2 separate regions of the Homo sapiens genome follow, and region 2 is linked to region 1. A link is a loop called in an ENCODE intact Hi-C map of the cell type or tissue named here. Cell type or tissue: Caco-2. All regions are shown on one strand. Each heading gives the region's core, and the rest is flanking DNA. Links, peaks and the distances in the headings are about the cores only.

Region 1 (5,331 bases), core at 1-5,000:
TCCAAAGGAGCTTGATATTGAGCTCTCGGGAGAGGACATCCTCTGGCCAGACGCTCAGGATGGCTCTTTCTGGCTTCCCTTAATCCCTGGCCTGGGTCCATGGTGACGAAGACCCTGGGAATCTCTGGGGAGTAGGATGGTGCTTTTCTCCCCAGCCATAAGCACATTTACTTGGGCTACCTAGGAATGGGACTCCTTGAGGCCAGCTCCAGATGAAAAATAACTACCAACAGTTAAACTGCACAGGGTTTACAGTTTTACCCTTGAATAGCAGCACTAGCTTGTGGGGTTGTATTAGAGCTTCGAAGCCTAATATCCTTTTTCTACCACCTGCTCTATTCCCGCTTCTCCCTGGAATTCCCTAGGAAAGCAGTGGGAGGTTGTTTTGTGAAAAAAGAGATGTTAGGGTAAAGGAGGGGGGTAAAGAATCGCTCAAATGGAGAGAAGAATGAGGTTTGTATGTATGTGTGTGTCACCAGCATCTGTAGCCAAAAGTATCTAAATGCCTTGATTGTCCCCAGTAAATTTATAATCTGTCTGCAAGTCTCCCAATAATGCGGCTTTGTGTGCTTCACAGTCTCCTGGTAAGTGTTTCTGGGGATGGAACCGCAAGTGAGGCACCCGGCCCAACCCTGAGTGGAGAAGACTGATCTCTGCCCGGGGTGTCAAGGCCGGAGCGGGGCCGTGAAGAGCCACAGTGGGCTTCCCTTGTGGCCTTCACAGCCCAGCCTCTGAAGGAAAGGTGGCATGTTTGCCTCTGGCCTTGTTCTTTGAGCTTCTGCTTTTGTCCAACTTGGCAGTAAGCTGAGACAGCCTTTTTTTTCTAGGGTGTTTCATGATGGGAAATGAAACCAACTTTAGTGGTCGTGGTAACTTTACAGTAGCAATACCCATGCTGGGAGGGAAGTGAGGGAGCGGTGTCTGGCCCTTCCCGACTGAAAGCTTACTGCTGCAGAAGCCATAGCTGGCTGCTGTGCTACCTCTGGCCTAAGAGGGAATCTTTCTCTCTTCTAACCACCAGCCATCTCCTGAGACATTCCCTTAGAGGAGCTCCCTCTCCAGGTGTAGTGATGATGCAGAGAGGCACAGTTTAAGTTAGGAGGGTAAGGGATAGTATATTTCTAGTAGTTGCTTTTCACTGAGAATATGTGGCATTGCACGGGTTGTTGGAAATTCCCTCTCCATTTTAGCTGCTAAATTTGGCCCGTTGTTACTCAGCACGGTACTCAGAGATGGTGATGCAAGTGCTGTATTAACCTGATAACATTGTGTCCAAAGGGAGGCCTGGGCATTTTGAAGTGATTCACCAAGCCCATTACATTGGCAGGTCTCACTTTACTCGGGCTCCTCTTATTTTTCAGATATGCTATTAATTTTAAAAGGGCCTTTGTTCAGGGTGAGTGTCAGAATTTTTTCTTAATTTTATTGCTACTGTGTCCATAACCAGATTTATGTGACTTAGGTGTGTTGAATGTATAACTTTAATAGTTAATTCGTATGCCATAAGTGGCCATAAATGTCCTTTGGAGAAAGGGAGAGAATATTGATCATCTAAAATCAAAGATGTGCTGTGTCCTCAGATGAAAGCTTTGTATCCTGCATACCTTCTAGTACAATGCCTTGAAGACAGTGGGTAATATTTGTTGAATGAAGGTGAAAGGACAACTTCTGTTTGGTGGGATAATGTTGACTTTCATGGGTATTATACAGCAAGGAATATATAATGTCTGAATCCTTTCAATAGCCTTAAGTTTCAAGAACAATGCAAGAATAACCTCCAAGCCAGTTTTAATTCTGTCCACATTGACAGCCTAATTCTACAGCCCTTACTCAGCCAGTTTCTTCATTTAGCTCAAGTACAAGTTCAGGGGAAGCCCCGCTGCTGCAGAGTCTGCAGGAACAGGGCCTTTCAGAGGGCCCGGATTATAGGGCTTTGAGCAGATCTGCATTTCTAACCACTTGGAGCAGACTTTAGGCACTAACTCATTTTCTGGTGAAGTATGTTTGAATCTTTGAATGAACTGTGAAACTGAATAATTGCTGGTCCATGGAACAGTAAGGTTTAGAGCTTCTGTGGTACATTATTAATCTTTCCCTTTTGCCTGAGACAAGCTCTTTTTCTGTTGCATAGATTGTGTTGCTAGGATCACTAGATAAGTGGTTCCATGTCATCTCTGGCTTCAGAGATTATCTTTTCTCTAATGTCATGTGGAGGAAAGAAAGTAGATCAGACAAGGAGCCTACATCCCTTGGTTTTGTGCCTGCTGGATCACCATCTGGGTTACCTAGGACAAGTCACTTAGCAGTCATCTGTGGAACAGAGAGGACAATCATGCTGCCCCAGCTTGTTGAGAGAAGCAAATGAGCGTGTTTTTCTGAACAAGCTTTAGGAAAAATTAAGCACTGCCAAAATGCAATACTAGTGTTAGTAGTAATAAACTTCTAAACAATGAATGATAATACTGGTTCTTCTAGGAGTTAAATGTATACTCAGCTTTCAGTTGTCGGTTTTAAATGATGAAATAGCACTTATTGTAAATAGAGGGATTGGCATTTCAAATTTACTGCTGTCAAGATAAGACTGACGTATCCGTATACTTAAGTGTTCCTGAAGGTCCCAGGAAATCCTAGTGCAATGCTATGAAAGTCTTTGGAGTCTTTGAATGCATCTACTTTACAGGCCTCTGCATGGACCTGGGAAGCTTTGGAAAGATGTGTCCCCCAGAACATCTAAGGCATATTAGAAAAGTTGTTTACACAAATGCATGGGAGAGTTAAATATTTTGTCAACAATTGTCTAAAATGTTAATTGTTAGCTTAAGAAAGTCAAACAAGTTAAATCATTGCCAGAGTACCCTGGTTATTTTTAACTGATAATAATCAAGTTTCCAATTGACAATTAAAAAGTTGAGAGCTGTAAGTGGGAGGCCAGATCTGGGTATCTATGGCTGTCTACATGATAAATGTCCTCCTAGGACAGTGATAGGAGTGTTTATATTATTTATATATGCAGCCATCATTTCCTTAAAAACTGACCTATTTTCGTTCTGTTTTCTAGAACAAAGTAAAAAAAAAGGAGAATTCTTATCTATCTAGGACCTTCCTACCACTTATTTCAAGTAAATATAATTATAAGATCTCACAAAGGCAAAAGGGTTCAAGTGGAGAGAGGAGTTAGTATAATACTTTACAAAAAATTGATAAAAACCTTTCTTTGACATCAAGGTGATGTTATCATGTAAACCAAGATATCTTGCTTGTTTAGGACAATGTTTGTTTATAGAAGGCATCTGCTTTCTTTGAAATAATATTGGTAGGTGATGTTCATCAAATGTTTCTAAATCGTAATGTTTAATCACTTATGGCTTCTGTATTGTAAACATTTTTAAATACCAATATGTTTAAATATGGGCTTTCAGATGTTCTTAGACATACCAATTTAAATATGACTAAAAGAGTGGCCATAATTAGCTGTTTTTGTTTTTTTGTTGTTGTTTGTGTTTGTGTTTAGCACTGTTATTTAATCTAAGAAAGCCTGAAAGGGAATCTGAAAACAGTCATCCAGTTCTGCTATCCATGGCAGCTAAGCCTTTCTGAATGGATTCTACTGCTTTCTTGTTCTTTAATCCAGACCCTTATATATGTTTATGTTCACAGGCAGGGCAATGTTTAGTGAAAACAATTCTAAATTTTTTATTTTGCATTTTCATGCTAATTTCCGTCACACTCCAGCAGGCTTCCTGGGAGAATAAGGAGAAATACAGCTAAAGACATTGTCCCTGCTTACTTACAGCCTAATGGTATGCAAAACCACTTCAATAAAGTAACAGGAAAAGTACTAACCAGGTAGAATGGACCAAAACTGATATAGAAAAATCAGAGGAAGAGAGGAACAAATATTTACTGAGTCCTAGAATGTACAAGGCTTTTTAATTACATATTTTATGTAAGGCCTGCAAAAAACAGGTGAGTAATCAACATTTGTCCCATTTTACATATAAGGAAACTGAAGCTTAAATTGAATAATTTAATGCATAGATTTTATAGTTAGACCATGTTCAGGTCCCTATGTTATACTTACTAGCTGTATGAATATGAGAAAATAATTTTGTTATTTTCTTGGCATCAGTATTTTCATCTGCAAAATAAAGCTAAAGTTATTTAGCAAAACAGTCAGCATAGTGCCTGATACATAGTAGGTGCTCAAAACATGAGTACCACTAGTAGTTGGTAGTAGAGAGATTCAAATATAGGCCAGGGATAGCTATATGAGAACATGGGTCACCAGCAGGGCCTGAGAAGAGGGAGAAAATACGGAAATGTGGGATTGGGGTCGCTGAGTGCAGGCATGTAAGTTAAGTGTTTGGGGAACAGAGCAGTGCTTGACTGAGTGTGGCTGGACGTGAGTACTGAGGGGGACAAATGAGATTGATCCACATCCTGGAGGGCCTGGAGATCCGGTAAGAGCAAATCAGAAGCCCTGGAAAATGGTAGAGCAAGGACGGCTCCAAGGAATCAACAGCTATGATGCAATAATAATCCTTCATATACTTGAAGACAAGTATTACATTTCCCCTCCAGCAGCCTCTTCTCACAGCGCATTGCCTAAGTGCTCTGTACTACCCATCTTCAAGTCCCTTGAGCTGCTTAATGCCTTGCTATTTACACATTCTCCCATTCATGGTGAGTTATATACTGCATGACATGCCCTTTGACACTAAAAGGACATAGTTTTAAAGCACACTAGCTAGATGCAGAAGAGGAAGTAAAAGAAGCAGACCAAGCTATACCTCGCTTCTTAGGTTCACTGGGCCTTCCAGTGCAAACAAGAAATGCCCTGTTGGTAAAAGTGTTTATACTCTCTTGATGTGTAAATCAGTCTTCCCAACAAATGAGTTTGCCTGTATACTAATGTGGAAAAGGTATTCTCATTATTAAAAAAATCATGAACAAAAATTCGTGAGAAAAGCATTATTTTAGATGGTCTTTGAGATGTACTTATTTCCTTGCTTGTAATACAGATGTGTTACAAATTTTTTACTTGCCTTAAGGTCCAGTTGGATACCAGTTTCCCCCATTTAGTTCTTGTTTACAAGGGAAAAGTAAGGGACCCTAAGGAAAGATGGCAAAGGAGAAAAGCCAACATCTCCCTCCTCCCTGATTCATGGCATGATGCTTGGATGCTGACGGTAGTGAATGGGCTATTGACTAGCTTCAACCTTGGCCTACACATTTGTGAGAAACAGAGGTAAAAGAGCAAAAGCTATTCCACTTCCCTATAGAGGACATGAAGAGAGAAGTTCACATATTCTCCACAGGTTGAGGACAACT
Region 2 (5,388 bases), core at 256-5,255, 65 kb after region 1:
TATGGGTTAAAATATTTAGCTCTTACCCATAGTGAAGAGCTAACGACATTGATGATATGGCTAATTATAATAGATATAATTAGGTAGGTAAGTTAAAACAGACATAGAGACCAGCTGAAGAGTCTTTATTTTTATTGATTTGTAGGATAAGGAAATATTTTTATATGTGCTATTATTTCTATGGTAGGAATGTTTAACTTAGGGAAAATTAATGGAAAAACAAAGCTTTCTACACTTCTCAAGTGTCCTGCTTCAGGCAGTTTTACCTACAACAGCACTGATGTTGAATTTCACTTTAAGTTGTCACATGGTCTGAGTTGTACAAAAAGAAAGAAAAATTCTGGCCGGGTGTGGTGGCTCATGCCTGTAATCCCAGCACTTTGGGAGGTCAAGGCGGGTGGATCACGAGGTCAGGAGACCAAGACCATCCTGGCTAACACGGCCATCTCTACTAAAAATACAAAAATTAGCTAGGCGTAGTGGCGGGTGCCTATAGTCCCAGCTACTCGGGAGGCTGAGGCAGAAGAATGGTGTGAACTCAGGAGGCAGAGCTTGCAGTGAGCAGAGATCACGCCACTGCACTCCAGCCTGGGTGACAGAGCGAGACTCTGTCTCAAAAAAAAAAAAAAAAAAAAAAAAAATTCCTTAGTGTTTGGATAAAGAAGAAAATGCAAAAGTTAGGATATGTTTAAGAACTCATTCATTAATTATATTTTTAGCCATTATTCTAAAGGGATCTGGGCACAAAGGTTATTCTCTGCAGCATTTTTATTATAGCAGAAAGGGGCAAGTAACCTAAATGTCCACCCATAGGGAATTTATTAAATATATTATGATACATCTATACAATGGAATATTATGCAGCCATTAAAATTGAGATACAATACATATACATTAACATGGAATTAGTGCAACAATAAATTAAGTGAATAAGTAGACTTTAAAATATGTATAAATGAGCCCATTTATGTGAAATTATACATATCTAATATGCACATATATACATTGAGATTCATGACAAGTTCATCAAACTATTTACAGTAGTGATCTCTAGGGTATTAGATTCAGGTGATATTTATTTTCTTCTTAGACCTTTTAGCAATATTTGAATATTTACAAAAAGAATGCATTTTTTTCCAAATTAAACATCTAATCCAGATATAAAAGAGTTAGACATATGAGCTATATAGCTCATGAGCAGCATCTGTTTCAACTTATGTTTTATTTTTCCAATGCAATTCCACATTGCTAGCCTTTTCATTAGTAATAGTTTAATTAATTAATAGGTTTAACTAAACCTATAATTAAACATTAATTAATACCTAATTTAATATTTCTGGTTTTTAAAGTTTTCATAATAGAAATAACTACATAATTCATAAGGAATAAGGACAAATAAAAGAAATACTCTAAAACTTTATAGTTAACAGAGAAACAAAAATACAACAACAGGAAAGCTATAGTAGAGAGAAAGAGACGTGTAAAGATGTCTATAAAGAAAAAGATGAGAAATCCTTTATAAAAGTAGGGGCCAGGTGCGGTGGCTCACGCCTGTATTCCCAGTACTTTGGAAGGCCGAGGTGGGCCGATCACAAGGTCAGGAGATCGAGACCATCCTGGCTAACACGTGAAACCCCGTCTCTACTAAAAATACAAAAAAATTAGCAGGGCGTGGTAGCGGGCTCCTGTGGTCCCAGCTAGCAGAAAGGCTCACGCAGGAAAATGGCGTGAACCCGCGAGGCGGAGCTTGCAGTGAGCCAAGATGGCGCCGCTGCACTCCAGCCTGAGCTACAGAGCGAGACTCCTTCTAAAAAAAAAAAAAAAAAAAAAAAAGGAAAAGGAAAAAGAAAAAGAAACAAGAAAAAGAACTAGGAATAAATGAAAATACCAAGAGAGACTGCAACTAAGAAAGGAGACAGGATAACAGGATGATACTATCTTATAATGAATGGGAATTACATGTTGTAAAAATGTAAAAATAAGGATTTGACCCCTGCAACAATCCAAAGAGTTTAGTAAATGAAAAGTTTTAAATCTCCATTTGATATATGAAAAATGAAGGCCTGGGAAAGGCAAGCATCTTGCCTTATATCACAAATTTGATATGGAGGCTGGCTATCTCCTTACTTGTTATATACCAGGCATCCTACAAATTGTCTTATTTAAATCTCAATAATTTAGGGAGTATCACCCCCATTTTGCAGATGAGAAAACTGAGTCCCACAGTCATAAAATAGCTTGCCCTAAGTCACATAACTACTACATAGACTAAACTGGACTCTAACTTAGGTCCCTTATTCATATTTCCGATGATGTTTGCTTTCTTTTTTCTTTTTAGCACTATGGAGAATAACTTGCAATAGAAAGAAAAAATATGAATAAGATAAACAAGGATAAGGATGAAAGCTACAAAAGAAGAAAAAAAGTTCCAAAATTAACAACCATTTGTTTAAACATATGACAGTAAATTACTTCATTTGCATGAAATTACTATTTTGGGGTAGCCTAATTTTTCCCAGGTCAAATATTGGTGAAGCCCAGTAAATTGTGTTCCTTTTAATCTAATTTGAACTTTAAAAAAAAATACGTTTCAAGAGATAAACTTTTTTTCCAAAAGTCATTTACAACTTTTATGGGGAAATAAGAAAGGCTGTGCAAGACAGACAAGATTATTGCCTTGATTTATAAACAGTACAGAATTCAGATTGTTTTCAATTGCTGTCAGAAGCAGTACCTTACTTTCAATGCAACTTGATGCCAGTTCTGATTGTGACTGTCCTCTTGTTTCCATGGTAACAAACTTTAATGTGATCAGCATTACGTAGGAACTTTTTGCATTGAAACAGGCAAGAAAAAAAAATTCTGATTCTCTGTGCCTGAAACACATATAGTAGGGGCTGAATAAATGTTTATGGAATGAAAAAGTAAAATAGAAATAGTCTCAGCCTTACAACTGCGTGCTAAACAGATGTGGTGCTAAAATTTGCATATGTAAACCTCTTCATGGGACAGAATAACCTTAAGTAAAACAGAAAGGTGTAGGGTGGTTTTTGCTTCACTTTAGACCCAGATTGTAGCACAAAGAGCACTAAGTCGAAGGCTTAAATAGCTTAATTGTACAGCAAGTTAGAAGTTAAAGGGTCAGAGTAATGTTAAGTAAATGAAACTGTTTTGGAGAAAACCTGTAATGCTGCATTCCAGGTCTCCAAAGGCACAGTGCCATTTTTGTGTGTGTTAAATCATTTTAAGGCCAAATACTGGTGTTTGCTGACTTCCAGAACTTCCTTATGTTTCCAGCCTTTGCAAAACAACATAGCCAAGTATATAGTATCTAAATCTGGTGGGCTGCTTCTGAGATTTTCTTGGAAGGTATTTAAATATATGTTGGTTTTTGTTTGTTTGTTTCCCACTCATAATATGTCCTGTTTTCTAAAAACTTTTTAGGTTCAGGCAGTTGACCATTTATGTGAAAAATGTCTGAAAAATTTGACCCTGATAAGGTGGATGCCTCTTGTGAGATCACAGAAGCCCTTAACCTGGAAGAGGCGTGTAAACCAAGAGGTTTCAATATATGTAACAATTGAAATTTAAGCATATTTAAATGTTATCTACTCAAATATTTATTGAGTCCTACTATATGCCAGGCACTGTAGTAGGCACATGTTGAGCAAACAAAAATTCCTGTTCTCATGGGGCTTACATTCTAGCAGAGAAAACACAACACAACACAAGTACAATGCATAGGATGTTGGATGGTGGCACGTGTTGTGGTATAAAATAAGTCAGAGAAAGGAGTCAGTTTTAAATAGGAAGGTTATAGAAGCCTCACTGAGAAGGTGGCATTTGAGCAAGGACCTGAAGGAGGTGTAGGATAGTACCAAGCAGACATCAGGGGAAAGAGCATTCTTAGGCAGGCTGAAGAAAAAGTGCAAACATTCTGAGACAGGAGTATCCCTGGAATGCTCTAGGAATAACAAGGTGGCCCATATGGTCAGAGCAGTAAGCGAAGGAGAGAGAAATGGGAATTGATATCAAAGAAGTAATGCGGTCTTGGAGGCAGGTTGCATACGGCCTTGTAGACCACTGAAAAGATTTCAGCTTTTGTTCTGAATTAGATGGGAAGTGTATTAGTCTGTTTTCATGCTGCTAATAAAGACATACCTGAGGCTGGGTAATTTATAAAGAGGTTTATTTGACTCACAGTTGAGCAGGGCTGAGGAGGCCTCAGGGAACTTACAATCATGGTGGGAGGGGAAGCAAACACATCTTTCTTCACATGGTGGCAGCAAGGAGAAGTGCAGAGCAAAGTGGGGGAAAAGCCCCTTATAAAACCACCAGATCTCATGAGAACTTGCTCACTATCATGAGAACAGCATGGAGGTAACTGCTCCCATGATTCAATTACTTCCCACTGGGTCCCTCCTATGACAAGTGAGGATTATGGGAACTACAATTCAAGATGAGATTTGGGTGGGGCCAAGCCAAACTATATCATTCCAGTCCTGGCCCCTCCCAAATCTCATGTCCTCACACTTCAAAACACAATCACACCCTTCCAACAGTCACCCAAAGTCTTAACTGGTTCCCACTCCTGGTACCAAAATCTGTGTTAGTCAGGGTTCTCTAAAGGGACAGAACTAATAGGATATATGTATACCTGAAGGGGAGTTTATTAGGAGAATTGACTCACAGGATCACAAGATGAAGTCCCACAAATAGGTTGCCTACAAGCTGAGGAGCAAGGAAGCCAGTCCAAGTCCCGAACCTCAAAGGTAAGGAAGCCAACAGTGAAGACTTCAGTCTGTGGCCAAAGGTGTGAGAGCCTCTGGCAAACCACTGGTGTAAGTCCAAGAGTCGAGAAGCTAAAGAATTTGGAGTCTGATGTTCGAGGGCAGGAAGCATCCAGCACAGGAGAAAGATGGAGGCCAGAAGACTCAGCAAGTCTGCTCTTTCCAACGTCTTCTGCCTGCTTTACTCTAGCCACACTGGCAGCTGATTAGATGGTACCTACCCACATTGAGGGTGGGTCTGCCTTTCCCGATCCACTGACTCAAATGTTAATCTCCTTTGGCAACACCCTCACAGACACCCAGGAACAATACTTTTGCATCTTTCAATCCAGTCAAATTAACAGTTAATGTTAACCATTACAGGAAGGTACTGGAGGGTTTTAAGCAGAGAAGTGGCATAATCTGACTTAGGTATTCAATGGATCATTCTCGCTGTTGTGTTTTTAAAAAGACAGGAGGAGGGAAATTTTAAGGAGATTATATAGGAAGCTATTGTATTAATAAGAAATGGTGGCTGGACATGGTGGCTCATGCCTGTAATCCCAGCACTTTTGGAGGCCAAGACAGGCGGATCACGAGGTCAGGAGTTCGAGACCAG

The links. Hi-C counts contacts between places; a loop is a spot of excess contacts. Peaks named below come from ENCODE experiments on the same cell type or tissue, not always from the same donor. Only the 100,000 strongest peaks of a DNase experiment are listed, where the experiment ranks them.
Region 2: a loop joins it to region 1, with 5 times the contacts of the local background. A loop is called at or near these places in 22 of 110 quality-filtered maps.

Annotation. Positions count from the first base shown.
Region 1 is chr11:96,334,890-96,340,220 of GRCh38, reverse strand. The region is part of intron 1 of MAML2 (mastermind like transcriptional coactivator 2); the gene reads left to right. Among named protein-coding and RNA genes, the nearest start is that of MIR1260B, 3.9 kb to the left of the region's middle. RefSeq lists a silencer at 662-956. In Caco-2, for the core only: no CTCF peak of the experiment used is centred there; a DNase peak (open chromatin) is centred at 4,607.
Region 2 is chr11:96,270,523-96,275,910 of GRCh38, reverse strand. The region is part of intron 1 of MAML2 (mastermind like transcriptional coactivator 2); the gene reads left to right. Among named protein-coding and RNA genes, the nearest start is that of MIR1260B, 68 kb to the left of the region's middle. In Caco-2, for the core only: no CTCF peak of the experiment used is centred there; a DNase peak (open chromatin) is centred at 3,204; H3K4me3 peaks cover 167 bases.